2 separate regions of the Homo sapiens genome follow, and region 2 is linked to region 1. The links are chromatin contacts, found by Hi-C in ENCODE. All regions are on one chromosome and are shown on one strand. The core of a region is the stretch at or near the end of the contact, and the rest is flanking DNA. Distances in the headings are between cores, read along the strand shown. Region 1 holds the start of FBXL4 (F-box and leucine rich repeat protein 4). Region 2 holds the start of CCNC (cyclin C).

Evidence for each region. Hi-C counts contacts between places; a loop is a spot of excess contacts on that map. Pooled maps may share reads with other maps.
Region 2: a map of OCI-LY7 shows a loop between it and region 1 (7-fold over the local background). The contact joins the promoter of CCNC here to the promoter of FBXL4 in region 1. A Hi-C loop is called at or near these places in 3 of 168 maps with a recorded cell type or tissue (OCI-LY7 and naive thymus-derived CD4-positive, alpha-beta T cell), 6 of 37 single-sample maps with no recorded cell type and 13 of 50 pooled maps.

What each region holds. Positions count from the first base shown.
Region 1 is chr6:98,946,498-98,949,197 of GRCh38, forward strand. FBXL4 (F-box and leucine rich repeat protein 4) reads right to left here and starts at 1,449. Exons shown (of 10, transcript NM_001278716.2): 1 at 1,309-1,449. RefSeq lists enhancers at 339-528, 1,332-1,843 and silencers at 969-1,278, 1,576-1,870.
Region 2 is chr6:99,567,335-99,570,034 of GRCh38, forward strand. It overlaps CCNC (cyclin C), which reads right to left and starts at 1,326. Exons shown (of 12, transcript NM_005190.4): 1 at 1,162-1,326. The coding sequence starts at 1,193. It also overlaps the pseudogene TSTD3. RefSeq lists enhancers at 1,024-1,103, 1,224-1,513, 1,634-1,683.

The DNA of each region.
Region 1 (2,700 bases), core at 199-2,698:
GTAAAGAAAGAAGGGGCAGTTTTTGTTAACTGACCATATGTGCAAGTACCATATGTACCATTGTACAGAGTACTATAATCGCATTATTTCATCACGGCGTGAGTAAAGAAATTATCCATCTTACAATGAGTTGACTTATCTGATTTTCAAATAACAGAAGGGAAGAGTTTGAAAATGCAGAGTTCAGAAAAGCCAACTTTTGGCGCAGAAGTTTAAAACAAAGTTAGTACTCAGAACATAAGTATGGAAAGAAGAATCCAATTCAAGGAACTTTTAGAGTGCCTACTAAAGCATAATGCACATTTCCCTCAAGTCCTTAATCTGATAAAGGACTATTGGAGCGCTGATGACTCTGGATGAATCTCTCTCTACTCAACCAACAGATACAATATGCGGTACAGGATAATGGAGGCAGGAAGTGAGCCTGAAAGAAAAAAATATATACCTATAGCTGAACTTAAGAAACCAAGGAGTGCACGCAAGAACCAGAAAAGGCAGCTTGTGTCTGTGAACAGACCAAAGCAAGCAGAGATCCCTGCACCTGGTGGTAATGTGCCCTCCGGAGCACAAAGCCAGACGGGCATCCTGCCAACGCAACTACCTGACCACAGGCTTATACCATCTTCACCTTCTATAATAGTTATTTGTATACTGTATTTCAATCTGTGAATGCATCTCGAAGGTTTGTGGCAATGATTACTGGGAAATCAAGGAAATCCAAAACCACCCGTTATAAATATGTCGACAAGGAGGCCAAGTAGATGGTCATCATCACACTCTAGGGGCACCCCTAAACCTAAACACAGAAACAAGGTTGTAGCTGGGCACCCTGTAGCAGTCCTGAAGAAAGAAAACAGGCCTGGTTAGGCAAAAACCATCGGATGTCAGAGGGAAATCAAGGCAGCAGGCACAGGAATCACAAGCACAGGCGGGCATGTGGCCGACGCGTGGCTGCCGGCGCAGCACTGAGCGCGGGTGTGGGGCGACCCGCAGTCCCCCGCGGTGTAAACAACCCTGAGCCGCGCACACGTCCGAACGACGCCTCACAGCCTGCAGGCAGACTGTAGCGTAGAAAGAGCCCGAGGCACGTCAGCAGTTCTCAAGGGCCCCAGCAAGCCCCGCAAGCGTGAAGCGGAGGCGCGGGGGCGCGGGGCCGCGGGCGGGGAGGGGCGGGCAGCGGGGGCCTCTGCCAGGCGTCCAGACTCCCCAAAGCGCGGAGCTGCGCGCTGGCTCGGCCCCGGCCCCGCCCCGGCGCCAAAGGAAGAAGACAGAGACCCACGGGAGGGAGAAGTAAAGGAAGGGCCGTACCCTGCAGGGTCCGGGAGAGGCGCGCGCCGCGGGCTTCACCAGCGACCAGGCAGCGCGAGAAGGCCTGGGTGCGGGGGCGGCTCCCCGACTCTCTAGATGCGGCACAACCGCCGCAAGCCCGGCCTAGCGCGACCCGGAAGGAAGACGCGGAGGCCGCGAGGAGCGGCGGGCCCGGGGAGGCGGGGCGGAGCCGGGGAGGAGGGGCGGGGCCGCGGGGTTGGGGCGGGGCCGGGGAGGCGGGGCGGGGCCTGGAGGGAGGCGGGGCGGGGCCAGAAGCAAAGCCGGGCGTTTCTCCCATGGGAGGTGCTCTGGGTCCTACGGACAGCCCGCTCCCAGGCCAGGGGGAGGAGCTTTCTGCTGGCTTCCTAGCTCCAGTGGTGCCCGTGTAAAGGGCCTAGGTCATACACAGCGGGTAGTGTCTACAAATCCTCTTCGGAATAATCCCTTCCGAGTACCGGCTCGCCATGTGTAGTGTGGTCCTACAAGGACTTCTTCAGTCCAGACTTGGTGGATCAGATGATACATAGGTAATACGGCTGGTACGCATACGTAGAGGAAAAGTATAATATACATTATATGCACTCTGAAGGTATAATTCACCTAGTTTACAAACCTCCTCTTCCCTGCATACAAATCCTGCCTGCAGGCTCATTTCCATACCAACGTTCAGAAGCCTCTGACCATTACCTCTGATGAAGAAGATGGTCTGGCAGCCTCTCTTACTCATTTTGATTTATTTTTGGTAGATTCAGTATGGCACTTTATTTATTTATTTATGTATTTTTTGAGACGGAGTCTCGCTCTGTCGCCAGGCTGGAGTGCAGTGGCGCGATCTCGGCTCACTGCAACCTCCACCTCCCAGGTTCAAGCGATTCTCCTGCCTCAGCCTCCCGAGTAGCTGGGACTACAAGGGCGCCAAGCTAATATTTTGTATTTTTAGTAGAGACGGGGTTTCACCATATTGGCTAGGATGGTCTTGATCTCCTGACCTTGTGATCCACCTGCCTCAGCCTCCTAAAGTGCTGGGATTACAGCCGTGAGCCACCGCGCCCGCCCTTGGCACTTTTTTTAGTTTGCATCATATTTATCTTGTTACAAAATATCCACTAAGATGGAAAATATTTAATAAAATGTTGAACTACACATTATTTGCTGTCTGAATGCTCCAATGAGGCAAACCAGTAAGGATATTTACTTATATATGAACAGAATCAATATATGATATGCAATATACATTGTATACAAAAAAATTAAAATTTTTATTTTCTTCAACTTTTTGATGCATAATAGCTGTACATATTTTCAGGGTATATGTGATAATTTGATTCATTTCTGTAATCAAATCAGCATAACTGGGTTACTCATCCCCTTAAATATTTATCTTTTCTTTGT
Region 2 (2,700 bases), core at 76-2,575, 620 kb after region 1:
TTTAATTTTGCCCAAGCAATATTTCAGTGTGTGAAAACAATGCAACATATATACACACACATATATATATACATACACACACACACATATATATACACACACACACATATGATCAGTGGTAAAGCTTCTTTAACATGTCATCTCCACAGAATCACTTTATAGCAAGAGGAAAACCTGCTTTTCCTTAAATAGGTTACTGAGTTCATTGTTTCTTTTTTTCTCTTTGCAAAGGGCTAAAAAATGAACATCAGGAACAGATCCTATTCACAGAATCGAAATTTAAATTACTTACTAATGCTTTCTTAGCATAAAAAATTATACCAAGATACCTTGTCAAATTCTGTTCATCTTTCAACTATACAGTGGAAAGCCTACTCAAATGTTCAATTTACCCCATAACGCACCTTCCTGCCTGCTTAAACAAATGTATTTAGGGATAAATGTTTTTAATATTATTCTAGCTCTCACATGGTCACTGACAGAAACAAGAACTTATTCATGAAAAAGGTTAAAGAAACAGGTAAACAAAGTCACTGGAAAAATAGGCCTTTAAAACAAAATATAAAGCACAGGCTAATGAAATGGATAAATTTAGAGGGCACCTGCCCTATACCTTATCAATATAAAACTCCATCTAGACATAAAGTACGCGCAAGAAGCGGTTAGTAGGCAGAAACAAGCCAGACTCTCTCCTCTCCTCATAATATTAAATCCACTCAAGATATACAGTGAATGACAAAAGACCACGACGCCGATCACCCGAAGAAACCCCAGGTAAAAGCACGCCACAACTGTCCTGAACAGGTAGCCTCACAGTCTTGAGCTGAGTCACACTTCCCGTACCTGTGCCCACTCTATCCGACCCCCCGCGGCCTAGCTAAACCAAGAATCCGAAATTAAACTCCGAAACGTTCCTTCCCGGGAGACGAAACTCTCTCCCACCCCTCCCCCTCACAGATCCTTCCCTCCCCGAAACTGGGGCTGGGGGCGGGGAGGGGAGTCGCCTCAGAAAAGCGCATCTTGATTCTGACCGCTGCGGTCTCCCGTGAGGACCCCGGCACTCGGAACTGAGCTGGGATCCAGGCCCAGGGGAGTCACAGGCCCCGTCCTCACAGCTCCCCCAAAAACCGGCCCCAGGTGAGAAGACGGAAGATCGCTTACTAGTGGGAGCTCTGCCAAAAGTTCCCTGCCATGGAACACAGCTTGCCCTGATAAAAAAGCACCAGCCGGCGGAGCGGCCCGCGGAGCGACCATAGACCCAGCCCGTCCGGTAACCGCGCTCCTCGATCAAATCAGCTCGGCTCGACTCCGCTCCGCGGCGGCGACGGCGAAAGGAAGAGGATGGCCCCCTAGTCTCCTTCACGCCGGCCGACAACACTCAACTGTGCAAACCCGTTCCTATCGACAAAAGTTCCGGCCCGCGGTAGCGGAGGGAGCCGGAGGGGAGGTGCTGACCCTTGGAGGTGCTGAGATTGAAGAGAACTAGTGTTCACGAGAGCTCGCGGCGGTTGGAAGGCTCTCGCGAGAGCGTCTTGAGAATTCTGGCCGGGGGCCCAAGCCGCTCGGTCTCCTGTCTTCAGCACGGGAGTTGCTGAGTGGGTCTAACCTAGGCGAAGTGGCTCAGATACGGGGTTCTGTTATTACCTCTTCCAGGACTTCAAAAACAGAACAATGTGGCATTGTAATAAAGTACAAGGTTTTGTGACTTATTTTTCCTGTGATTGGAAAGAGAAATAAATGAAGATGACTTTGTTCTCAGGGATCAAGTGTTCCTTTTTTTTTTTTACTTTATTTATTTATTTATTTTGAGACGGAGTCTTGCTCTGTCTCCAGGCTGGAGTGCAGTGGCACGATCCCGGCTCACTGCAAGCTCCGCCTCCAGGAGTTCAAGCGATTCTCCTGCCTCAGCCTCCCGAGTAGCTGGGACTGCAGGCGCGCACCACCATGCCCAGCTAATTTTTGTATTTTTAGTAGAGATAGGGTTTCACCATGTTGGCCAGGATAGTCTCAAACTCCTGACCTCGTGATCCGCCCTCCTCAACCTCCCAAAGTGCTGGGATTACAGGCGTAAGCCACCGCACCCTGCCTGTTTTTTACTTTTGAGACGGAGTCTGGGTCTGTCACCCAGGATGGAATGCAGTGGCACAATCTCGGCTCACAGCAACCTCTGCCTTTCCAGTTCAAATGATTCTGCTGCCTCAGCCTCCCAGGTAGCTGGGATTACAGGGATTACAGGCGCGTGCCACCACGTCCATCTAATCTTTGTATTTTTAGTGGAGAGGGGATTTCGCTAGGCTGGTCTGGAACTCCTAACCTCAGGTGATCCGTCAGCCTCAGCCTCCCAAAATGCTGGGATTAACAGGCGTGGGCTACCAGGCCCGGCCTGGATCAGGCGGTTTTTTTTTTTTTTTTTTTTTGAGACGGAGTCTTGCTCTGTCGCCCAGGTTGGAGTGCAGTGGCGCTATCTAGGCTCATTGCAACCTCTGCCTCCCAGGTTCAAGCGATTCTCCTGCCTCAGCCTCCCAAGTAGCTGGGACTACAGGCTCACACCACCACGCCCAGCTAATTTTTGTATTTTTAGTAGAGACAGGGTTTCACCATGTTGGCCAGGATGGTCTCCATTTCCTGACCTCGTGATCCGCCCACCTCGGCCTCCCAAAGTGCTGGGATTACAGGCGTGAGCAACCGCGCCCGGCCGCG